7 separate regions of the Homo sapiens genome follow, and regions 1, 2, 3, 5, 6 and 7 are each linked to region 4. A link is a contact called in ENCODE Hi-C or POLR2A ChIA-PET data. All regions are on one chromosome and are shown on one strand. The core of a region is the stretch at or near the end of the contact, and the rest is flanking DNA. Distances in the headings are between cores, read along the strand shown.

Region 1 (3,566 bases), core at 901-3,400, 1.4 Mb before region 4:
AAGTACATCCATCTCTCCCTACATGCCCTCCTGCTTATCATGCATATCACTATAGTCAGAGTCAGAGGCCAAGATATTTCCACGCTGATGATTTAAAGCCCCTCTCATTAGCAATTGATATCTGAATGTATCACTGCAGTAATTCCCAAGGCTGTGCTGGGATGATTCACTACACATTACACTTCATTCAACTTTAAATGGCAATGAGATAAACAATTACCATTTGCCAATTACCTCATTTTCAATAGACAAATTCAGGATCAATGTTTACAGCCTTTTAGTTTTGGATGTTCAACTTCAAAAAAAAAAACATCCACATTAAACTGATCAGTACCTCAGGTAATGAATAGTAAAATAGTAGTATCCGCCATCATGCATGGTAAAACACAGCAGTGGTGATTTTGTGTGGCGCTTCAGTGGTGTGGTAGTGGCAATGGCAGGGACTTGAAGTTTTCCTATAATATTTATCATTATTATCTAAAAAAGACATACGTAATAACATTACACCTCATACATAACATCTAACACATTTAGAATATAAAAGGGAAAAGAATGGCTAGATGTAAAGATAAAAACACTTATGAAGTGACCAAATATCCACACCAACTACCATGATTAGACTAGATGTCAAAAATAAAAACTGAACAAAATTAAAGTGATTCATTTCTTTCTCATGTAAACTTTTCCAACTATCCCTGAAGCATAAGTCCAAGACTTGCTTCCCACCCAAAGATAAGACTGTGTATTTAGACTACTGGAGTGGAAATGAAATTAGTATTGCTCTCCCATATCAGCTCCAAGAAATATACAGAGTAAAAGCAATGACACTTGAACCACTAAGAAGGACTTTAGGATAAATGAGTTTCTCTGAGTCTCAACAGAAAAATGGAAGACAGTGCACAGAAGCAAGATAAGCTAGAAAGAAGATGAGGATATTCGTAGTGAAACCAACTGAGAGCATTTGTTAGGGGTGGTAGTACAGACTCCTAATTACAGGGTTAAAGCCAGCTAGGAAGATCCACAGGGTCAAGTAGAGAGCTTGAAAAGCCTGAGAAGGAGTGGGGACCTGACCGTGGTCCTGAAAGAGAACAACTTGCAGATGATAACGAACCGTCTGCTAGCAACCACACAACATCCTATCTATTTTTTTTCCTACTGTAGCTTAAATGAGCTAAATGTCCAATAATATTCGTACTCAAAAAAAAAAAACTAAAAACTTTCTCTTATCATCAAATCGTCTTTATTCATGTCCTTCTTCCTGAACAGCCTCTGCTTGAGTGTTAGGCTCATTTAAGGATTAAAAGATACGCTATTCTAGCTCAAAAGCAGGAATCAAGGTTCTGACAAACTCACAACACTTAAAATTCTACAGAAAGCTTACACTTGGCAATCCTGCATTTCTTAAACTCAGATAGAAAATCATACCTATCCGAAATATATCACGGAATGAAGCTCCAAGAAAGAACACTCCAAGCTCTCCTTTTGATCTAGGGAGCCTTGAAACTCTAGAAAGATTAGGTACACCGATATTCCCCTTTTCACCTCAGAAAATTACAACCAATTCCCTAAAGATACACCAAAATGCAGGTCCCACAGTGAATACGGGCGTCGGTCTTTCCTCAGGCTGCGTTTCAGTCCTTAACAAACCCAAGAACTCAAGAGAGCCAACTATTACACCAATACAAAGTGTTAATACTACACCAAACCATGAGGGAACAAATTTCTCCGCACAAAAGATACCTTGGCAAGAACAGAAGAAAATTCACTCCGCTGGTGCAAAAGGGAAGGTGGGAGCAAAAGTAATGTGTACGAGAAAAATCAGTCTCAGAAAATGCCATACCACTCGTTCAAGTGTAAGACTTACGTGTTCCGTCAAAACGGGTGGCGATGGTGTCCAGGAAGGTGTTTTGCGGCGCCAGTAATCCTTTCATAACCGGCATTTTTCCAGCGTGGTGTGAAATTCTCCATCAAAGTTTGTCCAGAAGGATGGTTCGAAAGGAAAGTGCCAAGAAGGGAGAAGGGGAACCTGATGACGGCAGGGAAGGGGGACCCGGCCTGACGGCGGGGCCGAGCAGGGGAAGTGGAAGGATGGAGGGAGAAAGGGAGAGAGTTCCAGCCGCCCCGGCTGTGGCAGGAGGAGCCCCAAGAGCGCTCCCCGAGCCCGCCCCGCACCTCCAGGCTCAGCCCGGCGCAGGCTCCCTCTCCCGCCCCCTCCACCCCCGCCAGCTGCTGAAACCCCCCCACCGTCCCTCCGCGGGCAACAGTGCCCGCCAGGCGCCGCCGCGCGGTGCCTCGCCCCCCACGTCGCCCGCCCGGAAAGAGCCCGCAGTGGCCCGGGGCGCCGCGCCCTGACCGACGTCTCTGGGGTCTGGGAGGGCGGCGCTGAGAGCTGGGAGAGGCGCTGAGCCTCCCGGTCTCCACGGGACGCCGGGAAAGGAGAGCGAGCGCAACTCCCACGCCCCGGGAGCCAGTGAACAAAGACCCCTTTGTTCCCTCTCCGTCCCACTCCCGGGGAGACTGGAGTCCCGTGGGTGTGGTATTGGAGAAAGGGAGGAGACAGGTCGGGGCAGGTATCCGGCCTCAACCTAGAACTTAGGAGGGGGAGGCCCCCCAGTGGTGTCCAAGGGAGCAGAGGCAGCCAGGAGCCCCACGGGGAGGCGGCCCCCTTCCGGAGCACTTGCCATTGCGAGCCCACGCGACAGGGGCAGGGCAGCCCGAGTTAGTTGTGAGGCCCATCCCCAGTCACCAGGGTCTTTTAGTCCGGGAAACTGGCCCCGAGCTCCAAAAAGGGGTGCTTCAGCCCTTCTCCCCAAATTGCCATTGGCCTCCCCAAGCCATCCCAAACTTTAAAAAAATAGCCTTTTGAACGGACAATGGATGGTTTCCCATTCTCCGGTAAAATGTGAATAAAGCATTTCTAGAAAAGTTTGCTATTTTTATTAATTTGCAAAATACCACGTAAGTAAAAACAGTAAGGCTGCCTTCCAAAAATAGCTTCAAACACAAATCCCCTAGCCTGCCCCCCTTTCCCCAGCCCCCACTCCCGAAGACTGACACCTCCAAGAAGAAAGCCTGGCGGACGGCCAGGAACTGAAGGCGTCTCAGAAAACGAAAGTGGTCTCTCCCAGTCCTCCCCCCTGGCCCCCCCCGCGGGGACTCCCTCTCGGCCAACGTTCTGCGGGGAAAGTCGCCCAAGCCTGCGGCACAGCCCTGTGGGGAGTGCAAGGGGACACCCAGAGCCCGAACTTTATAGAAAACTCTGCAAGGGAGGTGGAGTGTGGAAGGGAAGTTGAGAGCCCCAGGGTAGAAAAACAAACGTAAGCCCAGGTGCTAGTGCACCCGGAAGGAAAGGAGGGAAAAAGCAAACAGGTGTCAGAGCCGCGGCGAGGCAGCTCTGATCTCCAGGAACTCGGGCGTGGCGGGAGGAGGGAGGGAGGGCCCACCCCCCGCCCCCTTACTAAGGGGGTTTCTTGTTTCAATTATCTCGGCTGTTGGGGCTTCGGGGGGGACCCCGCGGGTTTCGTCACGTCTGCCTTGGGCTCCGGGAGGGAGGGGGAGAAGAGAGA
Region 2 (3,299 bases), core at 512-3,011, 1.8 Mb before region 4:
AAGTGGAAAGAAGATGATGAGTCTCCAGGAGGAAGGTTGATATTGATACACATCTTGTTATACACCTATACATAACTATATGCACATTCCTTCTTGCTTAAACCCTACTTCAGCCAATGCTGGGTCCTTTGTCGACTAGACTAGAGCAGTAGTTCTCGAACTTTAGCTGGTATCAGAAGCACCACAGGTTGCTGGGCCCTACCCCCAGAGTTTCTGATTCTGTATGTGTGCTACCCACACAAACTAAATCAAACTCTTTGTGGTTAGAGCCAGGAATCTGTTTTTTAAAAGCAACATAGGTAATTCTAATGGGTAGCCAGAGTCAAGAACCAGTGTTTGGGTATTTCTTTTTTTCTTTTTCTTTTCTTTTTTCTTTCTTTCTTTCTTTTTTTTTTCAGACAGAGTCTTGCCCTGTCTCCAGGCTGGAGTGCAGTGGCGTGATCTCTGCTCACTGCAATCTCTGCCTCCTGGGTTTAAGCGATTCTCCTGACTCAGCCTCCCAAGTAGCTGGGACTACAGGCGCCCGCCACCATGCGTGGTTAATTTTTGTATTTTTAGTAGAGACGGGGTTTCAGCATGTTAGCCAGGATGGTCTCCATCTCTTGACCTCGTGATACACCCACCTCAGCCTCCCAAAGTGCTGGGATTACAGGTGTGAGCCACCGCACCCGGCCTTGTTCAGGTATTTCTAAGCCTTTAACATGTGCACAAATTACCTGAGAATCTTGTCAAAATGTAGATTCTGATTCACTGCTCTGAGATGGGGGTCCAGGATTTTGCATTTTTAACAAGCTTCCAGATGAAGCTGCTGCTGTTGTCCCGCAAACCACACCCTGCGAACCAAGTGTGAGAAATGTTGTCTTCTTTACCCCTTTTCTGTAGACGTGGTTTTTGTGTAAGTTAACAAGAGATATGCTAAGTGATCTAGGCCCAGGGCTCAAATACCTTTGGGGTACTGGAAGCCAGAGTTGACAATTAGATTTGGTTCCACAGGTTGTCTGATTATAGCAGGAGGAACTCTTATGACTCATTTTGGTCAATAAGTTATCATGGCAACTTTCGGAAATCTGTGTTTCCATCTGAGGGCTTCTGGACATCACTGCCAATCATAGCAAGGGGCCCCAAAGATGCTGAGTGTTGGCCATGTGGCTGCAGCTACCCAGAGGGCTCTGTGTTCCCCAAAAGATGTGGCTGAGTTTGAGCCCCTTCCTTATTAGCATTTAATACTGACCCCCATGCAGAGTTCAGAAATAATTCTCTCTCAGGACAAATAAACCATAGTGAAGAATAAAGCTACAGGAGTAGCATAAAGTTCAGAGTCAGCACTGGTTAAAAAAAATTACCATGGCAAGTAAAAGTGCCAAAGCAAAAGGGTACTCTTTACCCTGGAGGAAATTCTTAAATGAAAGTGGTCCCTTCAACTTAGTATATTAGTTCTTTACAAAAATAAAAAGCACAGACACACTTTTAAGTCTCACTTCCTCTTATTTTATTCTTTGTTGTACTCAAATATATCACATATGTATGTTCTATTTTTATCAAGCCAACTGTGAAAAAAAACCCAGAAGCTTAGCTTCAGCGTCAAATTCCATCCCATTTCCAGCTTCTTATCTCCATAAAGGAAAAACCCAAGTTAAAAGGAAATAGCTTAAGAAGGCATAGTTTTGCCCTTTGGACACATTTTCCCACCAGCTGTTTTTTTTCTGGAATGAACAGCTTATTTAATTACCTGCAATGACAGGTATGTAAGTGCTGGTCTATCTCTGCCTCACTGTGCTGTCCTCATGTCTTTTATACTGTTTATTCAGGGCTTGGTGAATGACACAACTCAAGGAATAGGTTCTTTCAGGACACAAGCTGCAGGGAGTAACATTTAGCTTATTCCCTCTGATGAGACCTACTCACACGGTGGGCTACTAAGGGAAGCTTTGAAGGCATCTGTGTGAAGTGGCAGACATTTCATAAGCTCTGCTTCTAGCCAGAGGAACTGTGGGTAAGAGGGCAACAACATTTGCCACAGAGAAAGCTCTGAGGCTTCTGGCTGATAGTGCTCAGGTCTTCTGTGGCCAGGGATGGTGGTTGTGACATATATGTGTGTGATTTCTAAAGCAACAGCAAATCTCTATAGAAAAACTTTATGGGGAAAAATGGTATGTGTTTGTAGAATATATTTGTGTTAGTGAATAAACTTCCTGTATCTTTCTGTAATTAAAGAGTTCAAAATAAAACTTCACTGAAATTCAGATAGACATATTAGAAGCCACACGGGTTGGGGATAAGGTGGCTGGGGGCAGAAACAGCATGTTTTTCTGCCCTGGTGGCTCTTCAACAACTTTTTTTAAAAAGGTAAATGTTGACTTGATTGTTAACACTGTGATGAATAGACTGTAGGGGACATATTATGAAAGCTACTTTGTGACCTAAGCAGAGAAAATGTCAAAGAGAGGACTCATTTTCCAGAAGGTGGCCTGGAACACTGAGTGAGAGGGAAAAGGAGGAAGCATGAGGAAGGGCCAAGGGGAGAGGAGGGAGCGGGAAAGAGAGAATGGAGAGGATGTAAGTGGGAGGAGGCTGGAGATAAAGGGAGAGCCAGGAAGAAGTTGGGGAAGAGGAGAGGGGGGGCAAGGAAAGGTGAAAAAATCAGGAAGGAGAGGTAAGAAGGAGATGAGGGGAGGAGGGGGAAATAGGAAAGGAACCAGGGGATGAAAGGTCAGGAAGATAAACTGACATTTGTTTAGCGTTTATTGTACGTCGGGTAGTGTGCCTTCACAAAAATTACTTCATTAATTCTCACGAAGACTCTGAAAATTGGATATATTTTATTCTTCAAGTTTTAGATGAAGGAATTGAGGCTCAGATGTCTTAAATAACTTGTCCATATCACAGAGCAAGAAAAAAATGGTTGGAGGCAAACACTCCTTTGTGTTCTTCCAAAACTTCTGCTCCTTTCTCAGCTTAATATTTATTTGGACCATTTGCCTTTCTATAAAGTGAAATAAATAGGCAAAGGAAAGCCTTTTGGAAGAGCCCTTAATAGAGCCTATGCCTGCACTTGTACCCAAGCTCTATTTTCGGTGATGATGGTATCTAAGAGAAGACTACATTTGAAGTACTATATACTTAAAAAAGAAGACATAAAAGCAATGTCTTAAAAAGATGACCTTAGAAAATGAGCTATATATGCCATGAGAATAAGTAGCTTTAGCAAGAACTATTTGGTGCAGGCTGTTTTCATTGTTATGAATAAAATCACAATCTTAACATTAGCAATTCCATTTCACATAGGGGACATCCACAGC
Region 3 (3,304 bases), core at 586-3,085, 1.5 Mb after region 4:
GTCAATTTAGAATCTTAGGTGTCACTGAGGAAGAAAAAGGGCTCCTCTTGCTCCAACAGGCAAAGACACCTTAGTGGTAAACAAGTAGTATACACAGAGTATTTGACCGGAAATCAGCGGAACTGGGCTCAGGTGTGACTCCTTCCTGCTTTCTAATCTTCAGCAAGTCTCCTCTTGCCATTTTAACATTACCCACGCCACCTCACTGGATTACTGAGAGGAATAAATAAAATGTCTACCAAAGTACCTGGCAAGCAACAGTGTTACTAAAATCAATCCTAATACATTGACCCCTTCTCTTCCTTGTCAAACAACCTAGAGAGGTGGAGGTTTGGTATTGCCAATAAACAACTCCTTCTGGCCTGATATACAACAGCACTCATCAAATATAGTTTGCATTATACAATTATGACCTACTTCTTTTTTTTTTTTTTTTTTTTTTTTGAGACAGCGTCTAGCTCTGTCGCCCAGGCTGGAGTGCAGTGGCGTGATCTCAGCTCACTGCAATCTCTGCCTTCCAGGTTCAAGAGATTCTCCTGCCTCAGCCTCCTGAGTGGCTGGGATTACAGGCACACCACCACACCTGGCTAATTTGTGTATTTTTTAGTAAAGACGGGGCTTCATCATGTTGGTCAGGCTGGTCTCGTATTCCTGACCTCGTGATCCGCCCTTTTAGGAATAAATGTAAAGTTTAGTAGTCATTGTAATGTTTTCTTCAAAAGTGCACAGGGATATATTATGTATATGTGTTACGTAAATGTAAACTAAATGTTATATATCATTGCTGAACCAAGTAAAGCTCATAATTTCCGTGCAAAAGTGGAACATTACATCTAAAAAGGATCTTATATCATCTCTACTCCAATCCTTTCTTAGAAGAGGAAATAAGGCCCAAAGAATGTAAATATCCAGTTGCCAGAGGTAATCAACAACTCAAGATTCCGATCCCAGATCTTCTCTCGAAAGTGCTTTTTCACTACAATGCATTTCTTCTCTACTAAGATATTAAAATGCCTAGTAATTAAGTAAGACCCAATGTAATCGGTTTTACCAAAACAGGCACTAGCACTGCTTTCAAGACAAAAATGCCTTTTATCTGCATTTCGCTTCAAGGCATACATAGGCCTCACACTGATAAACCTGCCTACTGACACCATTTCTTTCACAACGAAAAAACTGGTACTCACATAAGTAATTTGTTCCTGGGCTTTGGAGACAGACAAGCTCTTCATTATTTCCCAGGTGTATGATTTTAGTCAAGATGCCCAACTCTCTGTACCTCAGTTTAAAGATTAATAAAATGGAATAACATGTAAACTCCTAGAGTTGACAATTCCACTTAGTGCAATAGCTGGCACATAACTTCCCAATAATAAAAGGTGATGTTATTACTATTACTAAAAATCATCGTCGTTAATAATGTTATAAGCCTGGCAAACAGAAGACTAGAACTCAATCCCTGCCTTCCAGGGCTTGGTCCTTTCAGCAACACAATTTAGGGTATTTTAAGGCGTCTGGGGTGAGGAAGAAGCGGAATGTACCTGCAGCCAGGAATTAACAAGCTGACCGTCGCCCTGGGCTCAAGGTCACTCGGTGAAGCGAAATTCTACGGGAACTGTTCGTCCGTCACCAGGAAGGGAGGTCGAGGAGGCTAAGCTGCTCTCGCCTCCCCACCCCGCCTTTCCCGAGGGCCGGGAGGCTGCTACCTAGCACCTGCTGCAGCCTTCAGCGGGCTATTTAAGGCGTTAAAGCAGACGATAAGAAGCAGGGAAACTTTCCCCGCTGGCACCTAGCTTGCAGACCCGGCCACGTTTAGTTGCAGGCGCCTGGAATACTCCGCGGTCCCAGACGTGACGTAGCAGCGCGGGCGAGCCCCACATTCTATTGGTCGCTGCCGCCCAATAGGAGGAGCGGTGCGCGACCCCGCTGAGCAAGCTTTCAGTCTTCCCAGTGTCTCCGCCCCTAGTTCAGCCATCTCCATGGTGACCGCTACCGGTTATCCATTTGGCCGCGCAGGGCGGAGTTGCGTCATTGCCTATGCGCCGGAAGGGCTAGTCCTTGCCCGGCGCGACCTGATGATGCCGAGCCCAGGCCGGTTCCGGCGAAGTTAAACCCTCGGAGCTGGCCTCGGACTGCTGGGGCGTTACCCCTTCGGCCACCCCCGCTGACCATGGCAGTGTTTCATGACGAGGTGGAAATCGAGGACTTCCAATATGACGAGGACTCGGAGACGTATTTCTATCCCTGCCCATGTGGAGATAACTTCTCCATCACCAAGGTAACTTCAGGGTCCCGCCCGGCGGTTCACCCAAGCAAGCGCAGTTTGGTTCCGCCCGTTCCTTCCATCATTGGGTAGCCTTTGCTGCGCTGTGTCACCCACGCCCTCTTTCCCGTTGCTGAATCTTCCTCCTCCCGCGTCCCCCCACCCCAACTAATGCCCTGAGCTCTCTCGGTAGGCACGCAGTTCTGGCCTTAGATTAGGTCAGGGAGAGGGTGGCGGAGAGCCTCTGTCTCTCTGCCCGATCCCTGCCTTAGGGTCCCAACCTGGGATATTTCTGTCGAGGAGGGGACTCGTTTTTTGTTTCCCAGGGCTTTTGGGGCGACCGAAGCTCGCCTGACCTTCCTAGGTGTTTCCCCTAAGTGACGCTTCTAGGGGAAAATGATGTCGGCATTTCTCGCTGAAGGCCCTGGGGTTCTCACCCACCTTGGGGGGAAGGCAAGCCACCAAGAGACTTGCATCTAGGGGTGGGATAGGTTTGGGGGAGGAGATGGCGAAGAGAAGCTATCCTGACCACATGGTATTTGATTTCGTTGTAGGAAGATTTGGAGAATGGGGAAGACGTGGCAACGTGTCCTAGCTGCTCTCTCATTATAAAAGTGATTTATGACAAAGTAAGGGATATAATTTTAAAACGGGGGAAGGGTATTGTAAGTCAGTGGCAAGGACTTAGATCAGCTTGTCAGTGATGAGTGCAGGAGAATGTTTCATTGTGCTAGGTAAAGTGCGGTATTTTTTTAGGCAGGTTTTAAACACCATTGATAAACAGCCGAATAGTAAATTAAAACGTTTAAAGTTCAGATTACGTAATTTATTTTAGCTTTAGAGATAAATCTAGCTTTAGTGAAAATTATTATTTATTAAATAGAAAGTATATAGATTATTTTAGTGGACAATTTTTTATATTTCTCTTCTATTTAATATGTAATTAAAATTGTTTAGAGCTGCTAGACTTACTTTGAAGGGAACAATTGTATGGTATTTCGTGCTGGCTTATACACAGAATTCTGCATTATCTTGTTTGAG
Region 4 (3,380 bases), core at 289-2,788:
TAGAATGGGATGCCATTAGCATAACCTGTGTGGTAGCTGAAACTATGAGGTGGGATCAGTCTGTGGGTGTATACAGTGGTAAATGCAGAAAAGAGTCCAACAGCTTTGTAAACATTTGAGAATGGAATCTTGAGGGTTGTCATTTTCCTAGTTTCTCAGAAGCCTCTGTTAATCCTATTTCTTCATATACATTCATCCCAGGATTTTCTGTCATTTTGTTGCTAGCCCCATTTCTTGACTATCATCTCAGTATTCACCAGTCTAACAGTGATGATGACTGGTCTAGCCAGAACTCCCAATTAGGGAGTTTTTACATTTTATTTATTTGATAAATAAATAAATCTGGCCGGATTAAATCTGGCCACAGGCACTAACTTAACCTGTTCAGTTTCTGCAACAGAAAGAGGGGCAACAGAAAAAGAGGGATCTCTGTGTGAAGTGGGGTGTTTGTCCACAAAGGTCTCCCACACAGGCATCTTCCTCTGAAGCTAGATAACCTTCAGAAATCTGACCTTTCTCTGACTTGGTTTCCTTTTCTGGACTAAACAGTATCAATTTTCGTTGGAGCTCTTTGTGAAGATAAGCTAATAAAATACCATAAATCTCTTTTACTAAGTGAAGCATTTACCACTCTAATTAACATTATGATTTAAAGGCTTTCATACTGGGGAAACAAACACCACCTTCCCACGTGCTTGGGTTAAAGGGGATCTTAAATCATGATTATGCAGAGACCAAGGGCAACGATAAAAGTTTTAGACATTCCCTGTGTTCTGATAGTCATCAGACGTTTAGGGAGATACTACAACACTGAAGACCCTGTCCAAGTTTATGAGATAAAGATAGAAACCACAGTCTAGTATTGTGGGCTTGTGAAAAAATAACTCCTAACCTTTATCTTTCTATGGGTTGTACTACAAGGTAGGTCTGCACAAAGTGCTAGTGACTCCTCTAAAGTAGGCAGGGGTAAGTTTCACGGAGAAAGTGACAGATGAGCTGAGTTAGAAGCCTACTCAGCCACAGAAAAATGTGGCATGGAAGGCCATTTACCTGTGACAAGGAAATGTAAATTCCTTGGCAGGAGAGCCAGGATCTCAGGAGAGTCCCTGGGACCCTCTGCTCCCCTTCTCAGTCCAACCCTGGGAAGATAGTTGGTGGATGTGAACCTCTGACTAAGACCCAGGAGCTGGTTCCCAGCCTCCAGCCGCGCGCCGGTTGGAAGCAGGGAGAGAAGGGAGGGGTAAAAGCCCTCAGGCGCATGCGCTCAGCAGCCTGCCGGCTCAGCCAAGGAGAGCTCTGCCCGCGGCTCACTCCCCACCTACTCGCTTCTCGCGCCTCGCGGGCCCCAGAAACCCGGACCCGAGAGCGAGCGCGTTGCGCTCGCGCGCAGACTTCAGGTCCCGTGCGGGCGCCTGCGCACGAGCTTCCCAGGCGCGCGGGCCGCGAGGTTATTAGAGGTGGAGCGCGGGGAGGGCGCGCGGCGGGAGGCGGCCGCCGTTACGGCGCGAGCGTGGTCACGTGGCCGCTGGTCACCGCCGCCACCCCCTCCCGCCCTGTTCTCTTTCAGGTCGGGCCGGGCCCGGCCGCTTCCGCGAGCGCCCTGCAGACTGAGGGAGAGAGAGAGAAAGAGGAGGGGAGGAGGAGGAGGATTCAGGGAATAGGAGCTGGGGAGCCCTTCTGCGCCACAGGTAAAATAAAATAATGATGATGATCGTAAAAAAGCCCAAGCCCTCTGAACGCCTCCGCCTTCCTCCAGTGCAGCCCCACATGCAGTCGTTCCCGCCCCGGCCTCCCACTCAGCCTCAGGACAGGTTTCGCCCCCCTTCGCGCCGCTGCTGCAGCCGCAGCCGCCGCCGCCTTCTCACGGGAGGGCCTGAGGGTGCCGCCGCCACGGCGGACGGGTTGCCGCACCGCCCCCCGTTTGTGCGCCTCGGAGTCGGCGTCGGGGGTGGATGGCGGGAGGGGTGGACCCTTCAGCTCCCTGGCGGGCAGGGCGGGCAGGGCGAGCTGGGCGGGGTGGCTGCTTGCAGTCTGCCTGCTTTCCCTGCCCCAGGAGGTCGGGGTCTAGACTGGAAGGCCAACTGCAGTAAAGGCAGGGCCTGGCGGCTGGACTAGTGCTCAACTTCCTACTTAGTAAATTTCCATGTTCATTTGGGCCCCGGGAAGCACGCTTCCTTCCCTAGCCGGAAGCGAAACGGGCCCTGAATCCTCAAACCTTAATAGTCTTTAGAAGAGAGAAGCCTTGACTTCACTTTTGAGGAAGGGAACCGTGACCTGGATTTAGTACGACTTAAGTTTATTCACACGTAAGAAACGGAGGTCTTTCAGGATAAGAGCAAAAAAAAAAAAAAAAAAAAAAAAAAAAAAATTCGCAGGGAGGGCAAATCCCGCTCCCCACCCCGACTTTTCCTGGAAAAACACACAGACCTTCACTACAAGATTCGATTCTACAAGTGACCTAGAATTTGTTCGATACCAGTTACTCGTTTTAGTTACAGGAATTATAATCTGTGTTTAAAGTTAACATCCTGTAGGTTTTTTTCGAATAATAACTTTCTGGAAAGAGTTCATTTGTCAACTCTGAATTGGACAAAATCCTAAGATTTTAACATGCAGGTTTCACACGTTTGGACCAGGTTGCCTGGAATTTCTAGACCCGGTAATTCTTTTGTAAACCTTTATAAGTGTTGTGCTCTTGCACAAAATACTTAAAGCAGGAAGCAATAAATAGGTATTGTTGAAAAATGAGCCTTTGCTATCGGTGGCAAAGAAATTCATTTATATATTGGTTTTTCTCTTTGGGCTTTTCTGATTCCGTGTCTTGGTACTTTTCATACCATATCTCTGAATTCATTTGTAAACTTGAGCATTTTTAATTTTTACAGCTATCTGCAGTATCACAGAACACTCAAACCTTAATGTGGGTGGGAATCACTTGGGGCTCTTATTAAAAATGCATTTTCTGGTTCAGTAGGCCTATGGTGCATTTTGATATTGTACATTTCTGATAACATGTGCAGCTGGACAAGGGACTATCTTTGAGTAGCAAGGAAGTGGATAACTTGTGTGCAAATAAATAAAGTGTTGTATTTATCAATAAACATGTTCTTTTTAATAACTCACCCCCGGGTGTAGAGGTGGCTTGGGAGAAGGGGCAAATGGCAGGATGAACTGAGAAAGCTTTCAGAGTGAGCAGGCTGAGTCTGGATTCCAGGGGAGGGGATAGGAAGAGTGCAAATATTGTGTCTGTATGCTGTATGGTGACTGCATCACCTGGTCTGTGAATTTTCCATTAGAAGCTTGGTGTGCTGTTAGGTGAAAGACTTGCTCAGCTATGCGTCATTGGGTTTTATCAACATATAGGCGAAAAAAATCCTGGT
Region 5 (3,281 bases), core at 24-2,523, 1.2 Mb after region 4:
AAAGGTGGGGTGGAAAGGGAAAGGAGAAAAACAAATAAAAACAAAACAGTGGTGAGGGAGGGGGAGCAAAACAGAACTAGAAAGGCTATGGAAAGAGAAAATAAGGAAGAAAATCTCTGAGAAGCTGTGGTAACAGGAAGAGTCCCTGAAAACAAAATAGTGCTTCCTTACTTGCTGGAGGAGTGTTATTAGTGCCAGAAGGACCTCATCGAAACACTGCTGGGCCCCTAAACCAGCCCTCCACCCTGTGTGCTCCAGTGCTTAACTTTGCCCACACAGGGTCTTCTTTGCCCAATTAGAAAATGGAGATAATTAATTAAATTATCTCACCCTTCTTGTTCTAGCCCCCTTAAAATAATGATAATAGCTAAGTTATAGAGTGGTTGCTAAACACTTTACATATAATAACCCACGAAGAAGTGCCATGTGACAAATAGGCGCAGAGCAGTTAAGTCACTTACCCAAAGTCACACAGCCAGTAAGTACTAAAGCCAGGAATCCAACCCTGATTATTTGACTTTAAAGTTCCCCCTCTTAACCCCTACACTGTAATTCTGCTTGGTTTAGTTTTACGAAGAAAATATTTTCTAATGGCTCCTTGCCTCACATCTTCACTTTACTAATGCAGCCTGGTTTACTAGTGCTTCACTCTTTATATAATTTTCTCCCTGGGTGCCTCAAGTTGCCACGCAAGGTGATTCTCCAGATCTTCTCAAACCTCTGGACATCTTAAGTAGGTAGACCAAGGGATGGCAACGGAGACAGTGGCATTACCCTTCCCTGAAGCACTAACTCGCAAGAGAGAATTTCAGCAGCACCTGAGATGTTTAGGGATGCTCCCACCTGTGGAATGGGGTCGAGAAATGGTCCTCTCTCAAGTCGGCCCCAACCCCACCCCCAGCCATCAGCACCTTGATGGCAGTCGCCCTTTCAGCATCCTGGCTCAAATCTTGAAGGATCCTTGTCTCCCAGGCGCTCTTCCTGACAGCACACAACCTTGATTAGGAGGGGCTGGGAGGGAGGATCGATGAGCCCCTGACCCCTGGGTTCTGAGGCTGCCAGGGTCGCTTGCAGCTCGGCCGCGTGGAGGTGACCGGGCGGAACTCCGAGGGGGCGCGGGGAGAGCTGGGCGGGCCCACCGCTCCAGCGGCTGCTGTCAGGGGCCGCGAGGCTTTCCCTGAAGATGCAGCGTAGCATATTTTGCACATGAGTTCAGAGGAAGAGGAAGTGTAGCCGGCGGACGCGCGGCGGCGGCGGCGGGGGCGCGTCGGGGCTGGAGCCGGAGCGCGCCGGGCGCTGGGCGCAGCGAGCGAGAGCGCGGCGGCCGCGGGCTCCGGCGAGGGACAGACGCACCGATCGCCGGAGGGACAGACACACGACCACGCGGCGCCACCGCCCACGCCTCCACCCACCGGCGCCCAAGTCCTCCCCGCGCCGCCTCCTCTGTATGGCACAAACTTTCCTCCCGGGACGGAACACGCTGCCTCAGGGAGCCCGCGACCGCGCCTTCTCCTCCGCCGGTCCCATACGGTAGGCGGCGGGGGGGGCGCGACAGGGCTTGGGGTGTCGACCGGCACAGGCCCCTCCGTTTGGCCCCATGGACCGGGTCTCTGGCGGGTAGTGGGAACCGCGCGTGGCGCCTCCCTGCAGGTTGCTCTTTGCCGGGGCTCCGGAGCTGCCAGAGCAGCACCCCCTGGCCCGCGTCGGATGGGGACCTGGGCTGATCCTTGGGACGCCTGGATCTTGGGCCAACTTTTTTTTGCGGGGAACGGGTGTAGGGGAGTCATTCCTGGAGCGATGTAGGGAGAGGCACTTCGGAGCAGCCTGTTGGGGGTCGTAGGCTCTGCAGGCTCAGAAGCGCCTAGGAAGGACGCAGAGGTGGGGGAGCTTGGAGGCTACAGGTGGGTCCAGGACACACTGCCGCTGGGGTCCTCGGAAAAGAACAGGAGGGAGCTGGTCGCGGAGTCCAGGTTTCCGGGGTGCGCGCGGCCTGGGTGGGGCAGGGTGGAGGCGGTGCCTGACTGCCCCTCTGCGTGTGCCCTGGGAGGTGGGTTTGCTCTGGGGACAGAGGTGCTGGACGTGTAGGAGCAGACATGCCGCGCGCTCCGAGGAAGCGCCGGAACCACCAGAAGCACAGGGACGCGGGTGCCGAGAGTCCCCAGCACTGAAAACGGGGATCTCCTCTTCTGTAAGGGATTTTCTTCCCTTGTCTTAACCCACTTCTCTAGACTCAAGGGACGCCAGGATGGATATGGGTCTGGGCGAGGAGGAGGTGGTTGTGTATTTCGGGAAGCCCCGTTGTCAGGCACGCGCACCCCAGTCCTAGGCCAGGGCTGGTGCCCTTCACCTCCGGTGTCGCTGCCTTTGGCAGCAAGAACCGCGTGGAGGCCAAGGTTGTAGAACCAGGCACGCTCCCTGCTGTCTGTCTGTGACTCTGTGCTTGCCCTCAGCTGCCCTGTGTGGTTATGGGTGATCCCTAGGGACGCTGGGTGGTGTCAGTGAGTTTCTTCGGGGGCTTAAAACAAACAAACAAGAAGTACTTTTTTAAAAAAAAAGTCTGGCTCAATCTCTGTCAGTGGTCACCCCAGTTTCCAGCAACTCATGTGCTGGAACCCTTGTAGTCGGTACAGCTGTTTCAGGAGCTGGGCGCTCAACTAGACTAGGCATCTTCCAACCCCTGCCATCGTGTGTCATCTCAGGATAAGTTAAGGCCTTGCCAGGAAGGAAGCCGGGTGTAATGTGAGCGACCTCTGGGCCTGTGGGTAGGGCCTCTCTGCTGCCGGGATTCCTAATTTGTATCTCTGAACAGCTGAATCCCAACGAAGTTCAAGTGACCCCAGATGTCACCAAACCCCAGAGAGGGGTTACGAAGCAAGCTGTTTGGGACTCTTTGGTGCGTGTGTGCTAACCTCAGTGAAATCACTCTAACCTCAGACTGAGCTCTGCATCCTCTTTTGCCTTCAGTGGGGTTTCTGGCCCGCCTGAGTGATTCAAAGCCCCAGAGCTGGCACGTCATCCTCTGGCTGCATTTGTATATCAAGTCACTGGGTTGGTTTTTCTTTGTTTGCTTTTTGGCTGTATGGACATGGGGCAAATGGAAGTGGAGTGTTGTGCAGTTAGCTAGTAGATTTGGTACAGGAATTGAAAGATAATAAATTGGGAATACAAGTCAGTGAGTTCTTTTTCTCCCTCTTGAGCAGGAATTTTTGGCTTACATTCAAATAATTGCTTTGTCTGTAGGGAAACAAGCAGAAAATCTTTGGCATGAGTGATGTGAGTTC
Region 6 (3,205 bases), core at 378-2,877, 1.7 Mb after region 4:
CTTGTTTTTCATTATAATATGATACATATATCCTATATATCACCAAACTATGCATTCCTAAGCACTATGGTTTAACTTTTCCTAACTTTGAGTTTTACAGTGTAACACCACAGTGCATACTCTTTTGTGTGTAACTTTTTTTCCTGAATATTTTGTCTGTGTTTCAGCCATGTTGCATGCAGCCGTAGTTCATTCATTTTCATGGCTGTATAGTATTTGCACTCATTGAATTGTGTCCCCCAAAAAGTTCACATCCACATAGAACCTCAGAAAGTGACCTCATTTGGAAACAGGACCTTTGCAGATGTAATCAGTTAAAATGATTCATACCGGATTGGGGGGCCCTTAATCTGATGACTGTTGTCTTTATAAGATGTTCATGTGAAGACATTGAGAGAAACAGGGAGAGTACCATGTGAAGATGGGGGCAGAGATGGGAGTGATGACAGCTACAAGCCAGGGAATGCCAAGGATTGCAGGCAAAGACCAGAAGCTGGGAGACAGGCATGGAGCAGATTCTCCCCGAGAACCTCCAGAAGGAACCAACCCTCCTGATACCTTGATTTTACACTTCTAGCCTCCTCAATTGTGAAATGATAAATTCCTGTTATTTTAAGCCACACAGTTTGTACTAATTTGTTATGGCAGCCCTAGGAAATGAATATAGTATTCCACTGTATAAACAGCTGCAGTTTACTTATAAATATACCACCATTTCTTGATCCATTCTGACGTTGATGTCGTTTGGTTAGTTTCTCATTTGGAGCTATTATGAGCAATGCCACTGTGAACATTGTTGTTCATGTGTCCTGGTGCAAGGATGTGCACTTCTCTGGATGACATGCCTCCACTGCCACCCTGCTTCCTGAGCAGTCAGCCCTCTATGGCTATAGCAGTAGAAATTCTGGGTCCTGGTAATGAAACAACTCAGATAAAGCAGAAAAAGACAACAGTGCAGCTAGCCAGAGCCCTGCTGGTGATGCACCCTCTGATTCACTGCAGCTCCAGCCAAGCTTCTCCTGCATGAATTCTCCATTCCTCCATCCCTGACCTTGCTGTGGCCCTGACTCCAGCAATCACTACCTCCCACTGACAGGGGAGGATCCTCTCCCTGATTTTGGCTCTGCCCTGCCTCCACCAGAGTCTCTACACCCCCTTTAGTCCCTTTCTTTTTTTTCTTTTTTTTTTTTTTTGCTAGCTGATCGAGTTTGGAACTGGTCTGTTCTTTGTTGCCCCCCTGGACTCAGCCATAGCATCTCAGACCAAAAGTTCCTAACAATGGTCCCTCCTTGCAAGGAGAGGCTTCCTGAATTATTTTCTCCCCCATTTACCAGGAAATCCACTGATTTTAGAGATTTTCCACCCCTAAGGACAGTAAGAACCTGAGGGCAGAGAGTGTAAGGCATCACGGGGCAGGAGAGGTGAGCATCTATGTGGTGGAAGCTGGGGTGCCGATGCACGTGGCTGCAACAGCATCTCCCAGTGGCCAAGTCACAGGGGAAGAAAAGAATGTTTGTGTCAACCACCAAAGGGCTGAGGTAAACAGTTGTCTTCACTCACTGCCCATTCCTGAAGATGAGTCACTTCCCAAACTTCCAGAGCTGTGACGACAATTGTTTATCTGACATGGACATTGAGCTTGTTTTCATTGCTGCAATACCATCTCAAAGCACACTGGGTTGTCCTTCTTCTGAGTAACAACATCCTCTTATTATGAATTCTGTATTTCATTTGGACCCACCTTCTTAGCATTTGTATTACTCCGTACAACTTGTTCTAGGAAATTGTGAAAATAGCAATATTGAGGTAAATAGAATTCTTTTTCTTTTTCATTTATTTTTAGGAAAATCTTACTGCTTTGATTTTAAAATCTGATGACAAATCTGTGGTTAACCCCACCCATCACTGTGCTGAAGAAAGAAATTGGATATTTTTTCTGTGGAATTTCAGCAGTCAATACTCTTTCCTTATTGCTCAAAGTCCTCCCACAGAGAAGTTCTGGGGAAATAGAGAGAAGGCAAAGGGTGGCAGTTGGGAGCCAAAATGCTTAGAGTTATAGTAAATGCAAAATGTGTTAAAAAGAACCTTGAGCTTTCAGTGGTACCACTGTCTTATATCCAACTCACAGAGCAATGTGGTGGGGGATGTATCAGGCAAGGTTCAATCAAGGAAGCATGACCACGATGAATGATGTAGAAAAACACAGATTTGCAATAGAGATTGGACCTGGAGTCATGATGGGAGCTGGTGGAGATGTCTGTGCAAGGCTGTTCCCTCTGCATTTGGTGGGCCAATCCTGAAGTTGCTATGGGTCAGCAGGCCAGGCTGTTTGGATGGAAAGCTGGGCATGAAGTGCAAAAAAGCAAGGAAAACGAAAATCTGTGAAGACAAAGAGGAATCCATAAGGACCAACTGAAATCCACAGGGACCAACTGCAAGTCATATCTGTCTTCTACCATCTCAATCTCAACCACATCGGTGACCCGCAAGCTGGGATCCTCCATCATGGAGTGACACACACTCCTGGCCAGAGCAGCTACAGGAGGAGGTCCAGAAGGAGGAGAGGAGGTGCAGGCCCAGCTGCTGCCCTGTGTAGGTCCGTGATGAGTGAAGACTGCAGCAGCCCCTTGTGTCCGACACCGACCTCCAGACAGTGATGGCTGATGCTCCACATTCACCTTCCAAATCTCACGCAGATTCCTCACATGGCACTCCTAATCTAGACCATACAGGGGAAGGAATTCTGGGAAATGTAGTTCTAGTAGCTAAGTTGACACAATACAAAACCATCACAGTGGTGGAGTCAGAAATACCAGGCAGATAGTTAAGTATGGTGCTCCCTTCTAGAGGCACCACTAAGCTAACACGCATACACTGCTTACAATGTGCCAGACACTCTTCCCAGCACTTGACACACACCAACTCATTCAATCCTCTGAACAGCCTGATGAAGTAGTTACTTTCATTATTCCTATTTCATAGATGAAAAGCTAAGGCACAGAGAAGACCACAAAGATAGTAAGAGGCAGACAAATTCTAGCATGATAGTGGTCATACTGGGCAGCCCTTCATCTGTACTTTTTATGGCCTGCTATTTTTAAATCCTGAATCCTGCTTTCTTCTAGTTTTCTGTTTTAATATGCTGTTCCCTCTCTGTCAGATCTGGGGGCCCTGACTGAATTTTCTTATGAGTGAATTATTCTGG
Region 7 (3,484 bases), core at 937-3,436, 1.3 Mb after region 4:
CATAATACTCTATGGGGGAAATAGCACTAGCTGAAAAAATTACAATGCACACATACATATGTGTGTGATATATATATATATATATATATATATATTTACATCTCTGATTTTTTATTTATTTACTTTTTGTGGGTACATAGTAGGTGTATATATTTATAGGGTACATGAGATGTTTTGATACAGGCACACAATGCATATATTTTTAACCCAGCAATTCCACATCTAGGAATTTATTTTGTATATGTACTATAAGCGCACACATGCAAAATCATGTAGGAATGAGATTTTTCACTAAAAGATTACTTGTAAGAGCAAAAGTTTGCATACTCCATGGTATATCACACAATGGATCTGTAGAAAAGAATGAGAAAGCACTCTGTGTACTGCTATGAAATGGTCTCTTAAGAAAAGTATACTGTTTTGTTTTGTTTTTTTGCTTTTTGAGACGGAGTTTAGCTCTTGTTGCCCAGGCTGGAGTGCAGTGGCGCAATCTCGGCTCACTGCAACCTTCGCCTCCCAGGTTCAAGAGATTCTTCCGCCTCAGCCTCCCGAGTAGCTGGGATTACAGGCATGCACCACCACACCGGACTAATTTTTTATATTTTTAGCAGAGATGGGGTTTCATCATGTTGGCCAGGCTGGTCTCAAACTCCTGACCTCAAGTGATCCGCCTACCTTGGCCTCCCAAAGTGCGGGGATAACAGGCGTGAGCCACTGCCCCTGGCCGAAAAGTATACTGTTAATTGATAAAAATTGATTCTAAAAAGCTAGGTGTGTAATGTTATGCTGACATTTGTGTAGAAGAGGAGGGAAATATATAGACCTGTTCACTTTTGTATGAATTCTTTGATTGTTAATGCATATACACACAAAAAGATAATACTGATTTCCTCTAAGGAAATAAATGTAGGAGGTAGAGGATAGGGCTAGGATGTAGACTTTTCACTGAATACACATTTGTACCTTTTGACTTTTGAACGTTGTTTGCCCTTCTCAAAAATAAATAAATTAAAAATCCAAATTTTAAAATAATTCAATAGGTGAAAATATTCCTGGTTTTTATTTGTGTAATTCTAATGCTGAATTAAAGTGTGTTTTCAAATATTGGTTAGCCTTTTACACTTTTAAGGCAATTGCCTATTCATATATTTTTCCCGTTTAAAAATTATTTTGGGGTGGGGAGTGTTTTGCAAATTTAAGGAAATTAGCCCTTTGTCTTAAGGGTCACAGAAATTTTGTTCCAGTTTGTCTTTTGACTTTGTTTATGCTGCTTTTTGCCACCTAGTATTTTTATATTTGCTCAATGTATTTTTCTTCTTTTCCCTTCCCTTCTTCCTTTCTTTCTTTATTTCTGTGTGTTTTTTTTTAGAGGGTGGAAATGACTTTTTCATTGTGATCACTGATAAGACGACTCTAGATCTAAGACAGTCCATTATTATTTTATTTTATTTCATTTTTGAGACAGTGGCTTGCTCTGTTGCCCAGGCTAGAGTGCAGTGGCCCTATCATGGCTCACTGCAAACCTCCCCATTTCCAGCTCAAGCGATCTTCCCACCTCAGCCTCCTGAGTAGCCAGGACCACAAGCACTGGCTAATTTTGAGGGGGTTTTTTTGTTTTTGTTTGTTTGTTTGTTTGTTTGTTTGTTTGTTTAAGAGAGACCGAGTTTTACTATGTTGCCCAGGCTGGTCTCAAACTTCTCGGCTCAAGCGATCCATCTGCCTCGGCCTCTCAGAGTGCTGGGATTATAGGCCTGAGCCATCACGCCTGGCCGACATCCAATTATTAATGCCTTTGGGTGATTTGGAAAACGACAGGCTGCTTATAAAGTCTGTTTGAAGACAGTAAAAACTGGGACAAACTCATTTTAGCAGTGACCTAGAGGATCCTCCCCGAGGGCAAGGGAAGAGGGGTTTGGGCAGGGCTGAGTGGGCGTTGTGATGGGTCTTTGATGAGCCTCTCCTCTCTCCACTCCAGCGGAGCTCCCTGGGTCCTCAGCAGTGAGGCTGGCCTCCCTGCGTGACCTGCCCGCCCAGCTCCTGGAGCTGTACCAGCAGGGCTTCTCGCTGGCGGCCCTGCACCCCTTCGTGCAGCCCACCCATGAGCGGGAGAAGACGCCCCTGGAGCACATCTTTAGAGCCATCCTGATCAAGAAAACCGACAGGTAAGGCCTCCACGGGTGAATGGGTAGCATCCTGTTGCGGCTAAGTTATGCTCAATAGAGGAGGGGAAGTGAGAGGATGGGGTTGGGGGTTGAAATTTGCATGCTGTCCTCAGGGCCTCAGCCCTCAGACAGGTGAGGCAAACAGTTAGACAACCAGAGAGGTTTCTTTCCTAGCATCCTGCGATGAAAAACAAATGCATGTCCAACTGCAAGTAGAGAGTTCCATTTTACATTCTTTCCCTCTTTTAACTCACTGGATTAAACTCAGCTAGAAAAATGTCTCCTCAGAAGAAGCATATGCCCAGAATGATGTGGCTAGTAAAAGTGCAATACTTTTAAACTGAAAGGCATGACTGGAAAACAAATAATTTTGTTTAGAGGCTATAGACAAACTTAATGTCTTCCCGCAAAGTCTAGAAATACTTTAACATTTTGCGCCTACCATAAATTCTGTCAATCACTTGACAGTTAAAAAAATACAAAAAATAAACACCACCTAAATAAAATGCTATAATTGGTTTGGTCTTGATTTAGATTTTCAGGGCTTGGGGATGTTTTTCAGTTTGGCTTGCCCAGTTGAATGCTTATGCCTATATTTCAGTTGAGCCTAATTAAGAAAAGAGAAGTGGGGTTAGTCTTTCAAAAGGAACAATATTAATTTTTTTAAAAAAAAAAAACAGTGAGGATGGGATGGAGAGAGCAGTATGTTTTTCCTGCTTTCATAAAAATAAAAATTAAAATGAAGTCTGGGAAAGGAAATCAGATTTGTCTTTTGGCCAACTATCATAGAAGGAATGACAGCATGTGCCACATTTTAAAAAGGGAGTACAGAGCAGCTCCTCCTTGTTCTCTCCTTTTAAAGTCACTTTGCAGGTAGACAAAGCATTTGGCTGGTGTGCTCATAAGGGACAGCTGTGAGGCATGAGGTTGCGTGTCTAAGACTGACTCCTCTTTCCTTTCCTTTCCTTTATTTCTTCATGGTTGATCAAGCTCTGGGGCTCTTACTCTACATCAACACACATTACGTCAACACACATTAGAATTCAAAGTGAAAGGTGGTGCATGTTTTTGCTCGAACCCAGAATTCACACATGTTTTGGTAGGGCAAGACTTTTCTCAGTGTCTGCCTTTTATGTGTATTAGTTTGTCTTTCTCTCTCTCTCTCTTTTTTTTTTCTGTAGAAACAAGGTCTCGCTATGTTGCCTAGGCTGATCTTGAAATCCTGGCCTCAAGCGATCCTCCCACCTTGGCCTCCCAAACCACTGGGATTATGGGTGTGAGCCACTGAGCCTGGCTGCATATTGGTTTCTTTTCTTTTCTTT

Evidence for each region. A loop is a pair of places that touch in the nucleus more often than their neighbours do. ChIA-PET counts read pairs that join two places held with the same protein, here RNA polymerase II (POLR2A). Pooled maps may share reads with other maps.
Region 1: a map of CD8-positive, alpha-beta T cell shows a loop between it and region 4 (6-fold over the local background). The contact joins the promoter of KCNH8 here to the promoter of TBC1D5 in region 4. A Hi-C loop is called at or near these places in 1 of 168 maps with a recorded cell type or tissue (CD8-positive, alpha-beta T cell) and 7 of 50 pooled maps. POLR2A ChIA-PET finds 5 or more read pairs at or near these places in 1 of 52 experiments (PC-9).
Region 2: a pooled map shows a loop between it and region 4 (5-fold over the local background). The contact joins the enhancer-like site here to the promoter of TBC1D5 in region 4. A Hi-C loop is called at or near these places in 2 of 37 single-sample maps with no recorded cell type and 2 of 50 pooled maps.
Region 3: a loop to region 4 is called in a map of B cell, with 19 times the contacts of the local background. The contact joins the promoter of OXNAD1 here to the promoter of TBC1D5 in region 4. A Hi-C loop is called at or near these places in 6 of 168 maps with a recorded cell type or tissue (B cell, CD14-positive monocyte, CD8-positive, alpha-beta T cell and 2 more), 9 of 37 single-sample maps with no recorded cell type and 21 of 50 pooled maps. POLR2A ChIA-PET finds 5 or more read pairs at or near these places in 2 of 52 experiments (CD4-positive, alpha-beta T cell and HEK293).
Region 5: a loop to region 4 is called in a map of CD8-positive, alpha-beta T cell, with 6 times the contacts of the local background. The contact joins the promoter of RFTN1 here to the promoter of TBC1D5 in region 4. A Hi-C loop is called at or near these places in 4 of 168 maps with a recorded cell type or tissue (CD8-positive, alpha-beta T cell, GM12878 and naive thymus-derived CD4-positive, alpha-beta T cell), 25 of 37 single-sample maps with no recorded cell type and 15 of 50 pooled maps. POLR2A ChIA-PET finds 5 or more read pairs at or near these places in 1 of 52 experiments (activated T-cell).
Region 6: a loop to region 4 is called in a map of gastrocnemius medialis, with 10 times the contacts of the local background. The contact joins the enhancer-like site here to the promoter of TBC1D5 in region 4. A Hi-C loop is called at or near these places in 1 of 168 maps with a recorded cell type or tissue (gastrocnemius medialis).
Region 7: a loop to region 4 is called in a map with no recorded cell type, with 5 times the contacts of the local background. The contact joins the enhancer-like site here to the promoter of TBC1D5 in region 4. A Hi-C loop is called at or near these places in 8 of 37 single-sample maps with no recorded cell type and 3 of 50 pooled maps.

What each region holds. Positions count from the first base shown.
Region 1 is chr3:19,147,094-19,150,659 of GRCh38, reverse strand. It overlaps KCNH8 (potassium voltage-gated channel subfamily H member 8), which reads right to left and starts at 2,150. Exons shown (of 16, transcript NM_144633.3): 1 at 1,865-2,150. The coding sequence starts at 1,940. RefSeq lists enhancers at 2,708-3,301, 3,302-3,566.
Region 2 is chr3:19,538,398-19,541,696 of GRCh38, reverse strand. No RefSeq gene overlaps it. Among named protein-coding and RNA genes, the nearest start is that of MIR4791, 230 kb to the right of the region's middle. RefSeq lists a silencer at 101-270 and an enhancer at 884-993. Within about 2 kb of position 1,761, at least 3 of the 41 ENCODE cell types and tissues checked have a DNase peak (open chromatin) inside an H3K27ac peak, as active enhancers do.
Region 3 is chr3:16,263,743-16,267,046 of GRCh38, reverse strand. It overlaps OXNAD1 (oxidoreductase NAD binding domain containing 1), which reads right to left and starts at 1,835. Exons shown (of 9, transcript NM_138381.5): 1 at 1,542-1,835. It overlaps DPH3 (diphthamide biosynthesis 3), which reads left to right and starts at 2,104. Exons shown (of 3, transcript NM_206831.3): 1 at 2,104-2,278; 2 at 2,818-2,892. The coding sequence starts at 2,171. RefSeq lists an enhancer at 1,963-2,272.
Region 4 is chr3:17,740,789-17,744,168 of GRCh38, reverse strand. TBC1D5 (TBC1 domain family member 5) reads left to right here and starts at 1,538. Exons shown (of 23, transcript NM_001349074.2): 1 at 1,538-1,688. It overlaps LOC105376975 (a long non-coding RNA gene), which reads right to left and starts at 1,225. Exons shown (of 2, transcript NR_135536.1): 1 at 1,051-1,225. RefSeq lists enhancers at 1,122-1,191, 1,149-1,852 and silencers at 1,312-1,621, 1,852-2,051.
Region 5 is chr3:16,511,691-16,514,971 of GRCh38, reverse strand. It overlaps RFTN1 (raftlin, lipid raft linker 1), which reads left to right and starts at 1,273. Exons shown (of 10, transcript NM_015150.2): 1 at 1,273-1,530. RefSeq lists silencers at 1,044-1,113, 1,144-1,503 and enhancers at 1,794-1,873, 2,424-2,833.
Region 6 is chr3:16,058,878-16,062,082 of GRCh38, reverse strand. No RefSeq gene overlaps it. Among named protein-coding and RNA genes, the nearest start is that of GALNT15, 110 kb to the left of the region's middle. RefSeq lists an enhancer at 1,233-2,432. Within about 2 kb of position 1,627, at least 19 of the 41 ENCODE cell types and tissues checked have a DNase peak (open chromatin) inside an H3K27ac peak, as active enhancers do; they include gastrocnemius medialis, where a contact is called at or near this core.
Region 7 is chr3:16,432,529-16,436,012 of GRCh38, reverse strand. It overlaps RFTN1 (raftlin, lipid raft linker 1), which reads left to right. Exons shown (of 10, transcript NM_015150.2): 3 at 1,976-2,162. Among named protein-coding and RNA genes, the nearest start is that of RFTN1, 79 kb to the left of the region's middle. RefSeq lists a silencer at 2,159-2,288. Within about 2 kb of position 2,186, at least 3 of the 41 ENCODE cell types and tissues checked have a DNase peak (open chromatin) inside an H3K27ac peak, as active enhancers do.